Regions from separate parts of the Homo sapiens genome. Here region 2 is linked to region 1. Evidence: chromatin contacts called from ENCODE Hi-C data. All regions are on one chromosome and are shown on one strand. The core of a region is the stretch at or near the end of the contact, and the rest is flanking DNA. Distances in the headings are between cores, read along the strand shown.

Region 1 (6,234 bases), core at 2,757-5,256:
TAGTCCCAACTATTTGGGAGGCCCAGGCAGGAGGATTACTTGAGCCCAGGAGTTTGAATCCAGCCTGGAAAACATAGCGCGACCTCATCTCTGAATAAATTATTTAATTTAATTTTTTAAAAAATGTCCAGAAGAGACAAATGCATAGAGACAGAAAGTACATTAGTTGGGGGACAAGGAAAGGGGAAGTAACTGCTAACAGGCACGAGGTTTCTTGGGGGTGATGGAATGTTCCAGAGTTAGCTAGAGGTAGGTGTCATAGAGCATTATGAATATACTCAAAACCACTGCAATGTGCATTTTGAAATGGCAAAATTTGTGTTATATGAACCTTTACTCAATAAATACATAAATAAATAAATAATAAATAAATAAATAAATAAATAAATAAATAAAAAGGCAACAACAGCCACCCCAGGGACAGGTTTGGAAAGCCAAACTTGTCTGACTGGCTGGGTGGCTTGTCTATTTGTGTGTTTCTTAAAACAGCATCCTACAGGAGAACTATTCTTTGCTCAGGGAAACCCCCACCCCCTCACTCCACTCCTACCTCGAGACAAGGCCTCTGAGGAGCAGATGGGAGGAGAGGGGCTCTGGGGAAACATAGGGGGCATTGCAGTGGGGTGCTGCCCTCTCCTTGGGCAGGTGCCCCCATGATGAGCAGACTCAAGGTCCAGCTACAGTCCCAGCTCTGGTACAGGTCCTGTCCCTTTCCTCAGTTTCCCCATCTGCAGTCTGCCTCCCGGGGTCTTTCTGAGGTCAGTATGTAGCATGACAGAGCCTGAGAACTGCCAAACTGCCATGTTCTCTCAGAGACCCCTTTTTGGCATGCATTCCAGATGTGGGACCAGAGGTTGGGAAGTTCTTCCTTTGGTCTGACCACAGTATTCCACTTGGAGACAGCAGTGGGAAGAGGCCTTCCACTGAGTCACCCTGACTCAACTTTCATCAGCTTCAGGCCCCCCGTGGGGGTCCTTCCCCCACCGGATGCTCACTTTGCTGTAATGGGGCAGGATGTGGGTTCCCTGCTGTGGGAGAGCAGCCCCCACAGCAGCTGCTCCCTAAGATGGTTCTGGCAGGAACCAATGAGAGGAGAAAGCTGATCCTCAACCCCTGCAGGGGCCCTGCAGCCCAAGCAGAGGGCCTCTCAGCCCACCTCGGTCCCAAGTAGGACAGATTGACAGGTGACCTCCCTGTCTCAGAGCCTCAGGGTGTCTTGGAACAAGTGATCCCATCATCTTCCTCTGAGGTCCAAGACTCGGGTGCTAATGGACTCTGTGTAGGGAACCCTGGTCACTGGGGCAGACTCTGTCCCAGACCTGATCTTTGCCATTTTGCCAGAGTGGCCCACCTGACTGCTTCTCTCTGCTGTGTGTATCACTTGTATTAACCGCGAACCCAGCAAAGAGAGCAGGAGCTTGGGCCGGGCACAGTGGCTCACACATGTAATCCCAGCATTCTGGGAGGCTGAAGCAGGTGGATGACTTGAGGTCAGGAGTTTGAGACAAGCCTGGTCAACATGGTGAAACCCCGTATCTACTAAAAATTAAAAAAAAAAAAAAATTAACCAGGCGTGGTGTAATCCCAGCTACTCAAGAGGCTGAGGCAAGAGAATCACTCGAACTCGGGAGGCAGAGGTTGCAGTGAGTCAAGATCGTGCCACCGCACTCCAGCCTAGGCAACAGAACAAGATCCTATCTCAAAAAAAAAAAAAAAAAGTAAAAGTAGAACCCCTGTTTCTTGAGGACAAAGATTAGATGCATCTTTTTGTTGTGAAATTTTGGTAAACTACTTACTCTTTCTCAGCCTCAGTTCTTTGAACTATGAAATGGAGACAATAGTAATAGTATCAACCTCAAAGGGCTGGTGAGAAAACTAACCAAGACAATTCACACAAAGTTTCAGAACAGTCCCGGGCAGGTGCGTGACTTACGCATTTGGCTTTTGTTCACCACTATTACTACTTGCTTATTGAAGCTGAGCCAGGTGGCTGAGCAATGTCCCTTTCTGGCAAGGAGGGTGGAGGCAAGTGTCACATTTCAGAAAGATCCCTGGGCTCCTGTTGAATCTGTCCCCACACCAAAACATGCCCGTGGGGGCTCTAGCTCCTGCCCCAGCAGCGAAAGGGGCTCCTCCTTCTCTGGTGCCCAGTCCTAGCTCACCTGCTCTTCACAAGCCTCCTCCCAGCACAGCCTGCACCACACAGGTGCTCAGTAAGGGGGTTGCTCTGAACAGGGAGCAGGCCCACATGCTGAGAGTGGTGGAGGCGTGCAGGCTCTGATGACCACCTGAACCCAGACTCCAGGGCAGGACAGGTCCTTACAGACCGTAAGGGCTTCCTGCCTACCCTCTTCCCATGCAGTTACCTCAACCCTGGGACACCAGGAAGGTTGAGCATTCCAGGAAAGCCCCGACCCACCCAGGAAACCCAAGTACCTGGTGGGGCCTCATCTGGCCCATTGTCCTGAAAGGACAGGAATAAAGGCTCTCTCCTCATGGCCACACACCCTAGGGACGTCCAGCCTCCAGCTTTCTGTGGGTGGGGCAAATGACTGAGGAGGCTTCCCTCCCTGCAGGCGCCTCCCTCTGGGGCCTCCTGTGGTCCAGTCGTCCCTGGTCCCCAGCTCTCAGGTGGGTCATAGGGCATCTCAGCAGGACCACCAGGAAGAGCATCAGGAGGGGAAGGAGCCAGAGAGCCCTCCAGGCCAGTGCACTGCTAACTCAACATCTCATCTTCCTATCTCGTCCCTTCTGCTCACCTCCGGAGACTCCCCCTCCCCTCTCATGCTCTTCACTGGCAGGTTATGATGGCCCAGAGATCCCCACCAGAGTCCCAGATATCAGTGGGGATCCCAGCCTATTCCTCCAAGCTCCCAGTTGCCAGTGACAGGGAGGCAGAAACAGCCTGGAAATTAACTGTGGGTTCTCCCTGAGCCTGTGGATACATGGAAAGAGAGCTTCACCACCACCCCCTTCTCTGAATATACATACAGGATCTGAGGAGGGAGGATTCTGTGTGGATGCATGTGTGCACAGATGTGCATGTTTGTACGTGTGTATGGGTGAGCAGGTCATACGTGTGGTCCCATGTGCCCACCTGTTGTATATATGCATGCTTGTTTTGTGTAAGTGAGCATAAGAGGTCAAGCCAGAGAGAGAAATAGGAACAAGGAGAGACAGAGAGAGAGAGAATAGAAACAGAGACCAACAGGGAAACAGAATGAGACTGAGACAGAGAACAACAGAAGGCCAGACAGGTAGACAAGCCACAGTTCCATCTTCCCTGGTGCTGGCTGCCAAGGCAGACAACTCTCCTCTCACTTCATTGATGTTCTGCCTGTGTTTATACCCATGATTGGGGTGGAGTTCAGGAAAGGATGTATCAGGGCTAGGACGCCCCCACCTCCACACTCACAGGGCCAGTCAGGGCCCTCTGCAGGGGCTGCCATTTCCTCAAGCTGAGGAATGGGCTTGGATCCCTCGGATGCCTTCCAGGGTGCAGGGGCGCTCCCAGTGACTGGGCTCTTGTGGTGGCTGGGGAGGGGGAGCTCCTCTGACAGGCCCCATGCTGGGGGAAACGTCCTGAGACTGACCTATCACGGGCTGACATGCACACCAAGGAGGTCTCACATCTGCTGGGAAATGAGGGGCTGGTGGAGGTGAGAAAACCTCAAGTTCTAATGCCTTCCCAACACCTTCACCTCACCTGAGAAGCTTCTAGATTCCACCCACCCCTGTTTCCTTGGGGGAGGGTGTTGTGTGGAGGTGGGAAGAGGCAGGAGTCCAGGTTCTAGGCCAGGCTCTGAAGGGGCAGGTAGCTCAGAGCAAGAGGCTGGCCTTGCACCTGCTCTGCCTAATGGGACAGTAATGCCCACGATGGCATTCCGCCTCTGAGGGCTGTGGTGAGGCTGTGGAGAGATGTCAGGGACAAGAAAAGGCCTTGGAAACCAGCTGTGGGAAGAACAGCCCATGAGCTCAGCATTTCCCCTGGCTTCCCCGAAAGCCGGCCCCCAGGAGAGGAAGGTGACTGTGACTTCTGCCGCCACCACTTCCTGCAGCTGGGACCCTGCTCACTCAGAATGTGGAACCGTCATGGGCCAGCAGTGTCACCTGCACACTCACTCCTGCCACCAGGAAACCCTTCTGCAGGGCAGGTCCCCAAGCCCCGTATCTCAGGTTCTGACCAGGATGTGTCCTCAGCAGTGGTCGCCCGACATTGATGGGAGGGACGGGTCCCAGCTGGGCATCAGGATATGGAGGGTTTCATTCCAGCTCTGCCACCAAGGTACTGGTTGCCTCGAGGCATTCCCCTTGCTGGACCTCATTGAGGAGACTTCCTGTATTGCTAAGCAGGCAGGAACCCCAGAAGCTCAGAGCCGGAAGGCACCAGGGCTTCCCACAAGATGTGGAGGACCCAAAACAGGGAGACAGGCCCTGGCACCTAAGCGTTCCTTCTGGGCTCTACACAAGGTGTGGGTGGCACCAGAGCTACTGCAGGCTACTTGATCCAAGGGGCAGTCCTGCTCCACCGTGGGCTGGACGAAGACATCATCTACTCCAGGGCATCCACGCGTGGGGTGGGAGCCAACAGACCTGCGGTGCTGCCTTCCAGCTTGGGACTGGCCCCCGTACTCCATCCCGTGCACCCAGCCCTTCCGGCTCACCCCTTCCATGGCATGTTGTGCTCTCTCGCACCCCATGCTTTGCATGTGCTGGTTTCATTACCTGCAACACCTTCACCCCACTTGTGTCTGGCTAGCGTCCCCTCCAGAATGGAGAGTGGACAAAACATGGGGTCTGGAATTCCAGGGGTCAGGGCCCAGGCTGTTAGGAAAGGCAGAGTGTGAAGCAGACCCTCAGCAGGCCTCACAGCAGGGAGTGCTGAGCTCAGGGTTCTCAGGGGCCAGGATGGGACAGACGCCGAGGAGATGGGGGTCGGTAGCTGGGGCAGATTGTGCAGACAGTCTGGATTGTGGAGGAGCTGCCGGGCGCAGGGCCCCACTTGGCGCGGGCGGCTGTGGGGGAGGCTGAAACTGCAGACTATTTTTAGGCTCCTGCTGAATTGAGAGATGAGGATGCTCTGGGCTACAAGCCCTCATTCGCTGGGGAAAGACTAAGGGGGCCCCAGTTCCCCCGATCTGCCCCCAGAGCTCAAAGTCTCCAGAGCTTCCTCTTTTGTCTCTAGGGACCAAGGGCTGGGGTCAGGAAGTGGACTGGAAGTATCCCCAGCACCCTAGATAGGCAAACACCCACAAGAAGTGATTTCCATACCATTTGCACACTGCCCTGCTTCCTGATCAGAAGGAACGGAAACGTTCCCTTTCAGAAGACCCTCAGCGGAGCAGTGCATTCACCAGAGTCCACTTTCACCTGCCCCACTGGGTATCAGGAGAGTCCCAGGAGAGCGACACAAGCTCTAAAGTCAGAAAGCACAAACGGGGGTTGTTAGCACTGTGGTGTAGCATCCGCTAGGCTCGGGGTAGCAAATAAGTTCCATCTGATCAATTGCTGGTGACTCCTAAGGAGAAATGCTGGTGAGGATCCATTCATTCATTCCACAAATAATTTACTGACCACCTACTGTGTGCTAGGTGCTACTCTAGGTGCTATGAAATTTAGCTGTGAACAAAAAAAGACAAAATTCCCTGCCCCCGCAGAGCAGATATTCCGTAACAGTGTTGTCCAACAGAAATACAATATGAGCCACACACATAATTTAAAATGTTCCAGTAGCCACACTAGATAAAAGTTAAAGAAGACCAGGAGCGGTGGCTCACGCCTGTAATCCCAGCATTTTGGGAGGCCAAGGCGGGCAGATCATTTGAGGTCAGGAGTTGGAGACCAGCCTGGCCAACATGGTGAAACCCCGTCTCTACTGAAAATACAAACATTAGCCGGGCGTGGTGGCGGGCGCCTGTAATCTCAGCTACTCGGGAGGCTGAGGTAGGAGAATCGCTTAACCTGGGAGGCGAAGGTTGTGGTGAGCCAAGGTCCTGCCACTGCACTTCATTCTGTGCTACAGAGCAAGACTCCATCTAAAAAACAAAACAACAACAACAAAAAAAGTTAAAGAAATAGGTGGAATTAATTTTTGTATGTTATCTAGCCAAATATATCTTATATCTGAAATATTATCATTTCTTTTTTTCTTTTTTTTTTGAGACAGAGTTTCATTCTTGTTGCCCAGGCTGGAGTAAAATGGAGCAATCTCAGCTCACTGCAACCTTTGCCTCC
Region 2 (5,835 bases), core at 1,112-3,611, 1.0 Mb after region 1:
GCCCTACTAACCAAAGCACAAATCTAGAATTTCACTTCAGATAATTAACCAGAGGCTCATTTAGACATTACTGCATAAATAAACATTGGTTCCATGTTTATTTTTCTCATGAAAAATGTGAAAAACATTGAAATAATTTCTCTCAATAGGAAAAGATAATGTATCAAGTGAAAGCAAAAACCTCATCTAATGTGGTTCTGCTATCTAAATCTGAAATGCCCTAAGGCAACTCTCCAATACAGGCTGGAGGGCAACGCTACAGAAGTCACATACAGAAGGCTACCCTGATCCACAATTCCACCCTCCTCTGAAATAAAAAGGGCAACAACACTGTACTATGTAGAGTATAAATAGAAAGTGGTCTAGATGGTCTAACATAAGTACATAAAATAAAAAAGAAAAGACTTTTCACCTATAGTTACCTAAATAGCAAATTCTTTAGGAAACCAAGTTTTTTTGGTTGTTTTTTGAGGCGGAGTTTTGCTCCTGTCGCCCAGGCTACAGTGCAATGGCACCATCTCGGCTCACTGCACCCTCGCCTCCCGGGTTCAAGTGATTCTCCTGCCTCAGCCTCCCCAGTAGCTGGGATTACAGGCGCTTGCCACCACGCCCAGCTTTTTTTTGTATTTTTAGTAGAAACAGGGTTTCGCCATGTAAGCCTGGCTGGTCTCGAACTCCTGACCTCAAGTGATCCACCTGCCTCGGCCTCCCAAAGTGCTAGGATTACAGGCATGAGCCACCGCGCCCGTCCAGGAAACTAAGTTTATATAGCAGAACCATGTGCACAATGAAAGCATTCAAAAATACAACTGTCAGAGATATCGGAGTATTTTATTCAAAGTCTGAGTTCTTAAAAAAAAAAAACAAACCCTACTTTATAAACAGACCAGTTTTGAGATTAAAATGTAAATCCAAACTTTCCTGTTATAAATCTCAGCCTTGTAAAGAGGAGGAGCTTCCACTGCCTTTTCAAGGCTAACTTCGTTTAAAGTCCTAACGCACCGAAACAGACGCCAAGTCTACTACCCACCACCCATTGGCTCAAAGGAAGCCCCGCCCCGTACAGCCACGGTAACTGAACATCAAGGGAACCCCAGGGAAGGTTTTCCCTCCGCCACATTTCTAGTCTCTGATGACTCCCTGCCCCTCCCCTACCATCACCACCGCGGATCTAGGGTTCCAGCACCAGCCACGCACGCTCCTACAAGAGGACCTTGGGCACTTCGCCCCAATAGTTACAACCAAGAGGGGAGTGGGGGTGACCATGCTCCCACTCTCCTGGCTGCACGGTGCCAGACACGCTGCATGGAGCAAAGCGGAGAAAGCAGCTCCGGCACAGGGCCCTTGTGCCCCCAGGCAGAAGGCATGACCCAGCCACAAGAGTAAGTCCTGACACCTCCACAGCTCCCAGTCGGCGGGTGCCCCTCCCTCCCCACGGAGACATAGGGCGGGGCAGATCTAGGCGCCGAGACTCCCAGCCAGACCCGACAGCGGGCTTTCCCTAGCACCTCCTCATTGCCAAGGAGGCGGAAACCCGGGGCCTGGGCGGGGTGCAGGGGGGGACGGCCAAGGGGAGTGGCATCACGGATCAGTACGGCCCCTCCGGCCAACCGGATCCCAAGAAGGCGGAGGAACTCAGACTTCACGCCCCCTCCCTGCCGCGCCCTGAATCTACACGCGGGAGACCCCCCCCTACCCCTCCCCGACCCCAGCAGGCCAGAGCGCGGCCGCCAGCCCGAGGCCCCGCCCACCCCAGGAGGAGGGGAGGGGGTGGTCGGCCGCAAACTGCACTCAGCGCGAAGCCGGCCCCGCCCCTTTCTCCACAATCGCACGCGCGCGCCGGCCCCGCCTCTGAGCGGCGGCGCGAGAGCCCGCCCCCCTCCGCGCGCACCGGGACTACGCTCTCCTCCCCCTCCCGCGCGGAGAGCTACCCCGCTCCGCCCCCCACCCCCCTCACACAACCACACACCTCCCGCCCGTCTGCTCTACGGGAAGCCGAGGAGGTCAGCCCCCCCCCCCCAAAATACACACCCTCGAGTCCGGCGTTACCCGCCACCAGGCTCCCGCCCGGCCCCCGGCCCAGCGTGCTCTCACCGCAAAGCTGCTTCGGCCGCTCGTCACTGCGTGTCCCTCTCAGCGTGAGCCGCGAGCTCAGCAGGGAGGCCCCGAGAACGGCGCGGGGCACAGGCCCGCCGAAGCGGACTGCCAGCTACCTCTCCACTAACGAAGCGGTCACAGGCTCCGGTGCCCAGACTGGGAAGGAGGGAGGGAGGGAGGGAGGGAAACTCCGAGGGGGGAAGGGGAGGGGGGAAGATGGAGAAACCGTCTCCGCCGCCTCTACCGCCGCGGCCGCTTCTCTGTTACCCGGGAAATCCCGCCCACTCCCCCGACCCCGCCCCGCAGAGGGAAGACTCAGCTTCGTTCCAATACAGGACGCAATACCCGCCCGTCAAAGACTCAGCCAACCACCGAGGCCTGTCTTATGATTTTCCCGCCCCTTCCCCCTCGACTGGTAGGGGAGGGGGAGCCGCTCTCCTTCTCCACGCCCCTATTGGCGGGGAGCTTCCCTAACTCAACCCCGCCTATTGGAGACGGACTGCTGAAGCCCACCCCCGAGCCCCAACACTATTGGAGGAAGCAGGGAAGCTCTTCCTGTCTCATTGGAGGACACCACATAACCCGCCCTGCAGCGTCTCAGCCACAGGCCTAACAAGTTGGCTCCCGCCTCCGCTGGTCATCGCATTGGAAGGCTACCCCTGGCTCTCCCACCGCCCCAGTAAGGTAAGTAACCGATGTGGGGTAAAATGTCTGTAAGTGAAACAGGCTCCGCCTACCGCACTGCCGGGCCAGGCCCCGCCCCAAGAGTCGGATTGGATATCTTGGCGCTGGTAGGACCCTCCATTGGCCAGGGCGCCCGTCTAGGAAGGAGCTAATTCCACCCTGCGCGAGGAGGCTGAACCTTAGCAGTCCTTTTGTGGAATGTTTACACTAGAGACTGAAGCTCGGAGTTCCAGGGCCCGAGATAGGAGGGGGAGCGGAGCTCATCAGCGGAGACTCCACATCCTAGGATTTGAAGGAAAGGCAGCCCACCATGGAGGACTCCCTCACAAAAAAAATGAGAGAATGAGAACTCATCCTTCCGTCCAGTTATCTTTACAGTTTACATTCTACACACTGCGTCCTTGTAAACACAAATATCCGGAGCAGCTGGCAACTCCTTTCAGCCAAGTAGAGTACAGAACTAAGGTCTGGAGACCTAGGCGGAGAAGTAAACTCCCTAGAGCTGAATATGCAGTCCTAAGAGGGCGGAGATAACCAAAAGAGAGGCGGGCTCTAACAGCCACCGCCCTGGCAAGCCTCCGGAAGGCGGAGCGTGAGGCACAAGGTACTCACGATCTCCCGGGTGGATCTGGAGGCATCCTCAGAACTGAGAAAGGAGAGGAAAACACCAAAACAGGCCACGGCATAAATTAACATTGGGGACATGCCACACTCAGAGAATGGATAAAATTTCCGTAGTTGGGGACATAAGATAACGGCTGTTCACCTTCTCCTTGGCCGGGAGTGTTAATAGCAGTTCCTGTGCCCTCTCTGTGTAGGTAACAGTGCCTCGAACACACAGTGAGACAAAGTGCTTTCAATTCCTAGTTTGCTTTTATTTATTCACCAAATAGGGCGTGGGCCTGACGCTGATCTTACTTTGGGGGGCGCTCTCTCAGCGCCAGGAGAGGTGACGGGATTACGTTGTTACCGCTCTCCCGAATAAGTAGAACCCTCCTCCCAGAGAGCTAAGACCCCAAGGGACACGCCCAGGGAACCCACGCCTAGGTCCAACACTGTCCTCCCTCTGCAATCCAGCGGAAACGGCCAGGAACGAGCTCTGGCAGCAGGTGGGCCTGACTCCAGCGATGGCTTCGAGCCGCGAAACCACAGCAGCGAATTGTGAACTCCAAGGGTAGCCGACAGGTGGGAGCAGCCTCGCCAGTAGCCAAGCCCTGCCCCAGGACAGAGCTCTAAAAATAAGTCAGACCAACGAAGCGACCCCAGGGCCAAACTGCTCGGAGGTTAGGAGGAAGCGGCACTCCAGCAGAACTGACCCACGGCTACTTTTAACTTTGCGCCGCCTTCCACCACTAGACTGAGTACCACAGGGCATTCCCACCATGGTATCAAGAACTACTCAGAACCCAAGCCAGCATTAGGCCGCCCACGACTTCCCGTGAACACAGGGTACCACCTGCGCTAAGATCTCGCCTAAGGGCCCCAGGCCAGGGCACTAGGTTGTCAGAGTCTCAGATACAGCCAACTAAGGACAGCCGCTGCCATGCCTAGGAAAGAACAGACACTTGCAGCGTCTGCAGAGTTCTCGAGCTTAAGCTCAGGGAAGTCAAGGGGCACGGAAATAGCCAAGCGACAGGGTTAGAACTTTAGTACTTGGCCCCGGCCCCGAAAGGCAGATCTCAAACCCAGCAGAACCTCCGGAGTTTCGCTCCCGAAATCCACTCCGCACTGTAATCCCCTGGCTTCACCCCGAAGGCTACTAGGTCTCGAGCCTCGGTGGAACCTTTGTGTGGCTTCTCGGCTCTCCCCGCCCCCCTCGCCAAGGGCGCCGAGCCTAGGACTTCCGGGCGGGAGGGCAGTTCGAAGGAGCTAGGCGGGCCTCACACATGTGCGGAGCGCGCTCAAGAGCGGAGGGAGGCGGGGAGCAAGGGTGGACTTCCCCTCCCAGCTCTCTCCGCCGGAGGAGGCCGGGCTACCCGCCCCACCAATCAGAGGCGGGGGCGGGACCTTGCGCCTCACGTCATCCGCAAGAACCGTCCCTCCTCCCTCCGCGAAAAAAAAATCCTAGCAACTTAAACTCCAGCCCGGCCTCCCGATAGGCGGAGCTCGGGAGAATGTCATCCAATCCACATCCAAGAAGGAGAAAAAAAGGGAGTCTCGCCTAGCCAGTGGAAGACAAGAGAAGGCGGGGCCTCCGGGAGAGCCGGAGGTGGGTGGGAGAGAGGAAAGGGGTCCGCCCCTCAGCTCCCCTGCAGGCGGGTTGCACAAGCCGCCGGCGGAGTAGATAGTAAACAGTCTGGGCCGAGGAGTGCAGGCAAGGGCCGCCCGGCGCTCGGTGGACTGGGCCCCTGCGCCGCCTCTCCCGGCGTCGCCCCGCCCGGCCGGGACGGTTCCCGCCGGCGCCCCGCCTACCCGCCCGCGGCCGCCATCCCGGCTGACAGGCGCGCCCCCCGCGCCCCTCCCCGCCCGCTGATGCATTTCCTTTTCCCGATTCCGAGCGTGGAGACTGTTTTCCCAGTTTCCGACCTTCACTGCCCCTTTCAGGCCACCCCCTCGTGGGCGCGCACACGCCCGCGCCCCCGCCCCCGCCCCATCCGCGCCGAGCGGTCCGCAGCAGCACCTCGCGGGAAGGGGGAGCCCGGCGGCGGCACGGTCGGGGGAGGGGAAGAGAGCAGCAGTCGCCGCCGCCGCCTTGGGGTGGGCGGGGAAGCAGGCAGCTCCATGTTTGCAAGGGGATCAGCCGGGGCCGCGGACGAAGCCGCCGAGTTTCTGGGGGTTTTCCGCACCACCGATGCGAGCTCCTTGCTGGGTCGCGGCCTGACGGGTTCCGGCACCGAATGCTGACTCGACCGCCACGGCCAGGGAGTTTGGAGACCCGGCAGCTCGCAGGGCTAGCGGCGAGGCGCAGGGGCTCTTTCCGGTGGCCTCTCCCGCCCCCGGCCGCCCCTCCCGCAAGTCCGGTGTTGCCCCCGCCCCCAGAGTCCATAACAACCGCGGGCCCACAGTGCCCGCGCCTCTCCGGAGCGCGCCCACCGCCCCCTCCAAGTTTGCGGG

What was found. A loop is a pair of places that touch in the nucleus more often than their neighbours do. Pooled maps may share reads with other maps.
Region 2: a loop to region 1 is called in a map with no recorded cell type, with 13 times the contacts of the local background. The contact joins the promoter of SIN3A here to the enhancer-like site in region 1. A Hi-C loop is called at or near these places in 20 of 37 single-sample maps with no recorded cell type and 9 of 50 pooled maps.

The regions. Positions count from the first base shown.
Region 1 is chr15:74,399,090-74,405,323 of GRCh38, forward strand. No RefSeq gene overlaps it. Among named protein-coding and RNA genes, the nearest start is that of MIR6881, 9.2 kb to the right of the region's middle. RefSeq lists enhancers at 2,353-2,853, 3,583-3,632, 3,853-4,382, 3,998-4,963, 4,513-4,602 and 4 more and a silencer at 3,878-4,087. Within about 2 kb of position 4,007, at least 11 of the 41 ENCODE cell types and tissues checked have a DNase peak (open chromatin) inside an H3K27ac peak, as active enhancers do.
Region 2 is chr15:75,449,329-75,455,163 of GRCh38, forward strand. SIN3A (SIN3 transcription regulator family member A) reads right to left here and starts at 2,362. Exons shown (of 21, transcript NM_001145358.2): 1 at 2,095-2,362. RefSeq lists enhancers at 780-1,699, 1,127-1,256, 2,967-3,016, 3,246-3,777, 3,778-4,310 and 4 more and silencers at 1,507-2,006, 2,227-2,326, 5,047-5,486, 5,807-5,835.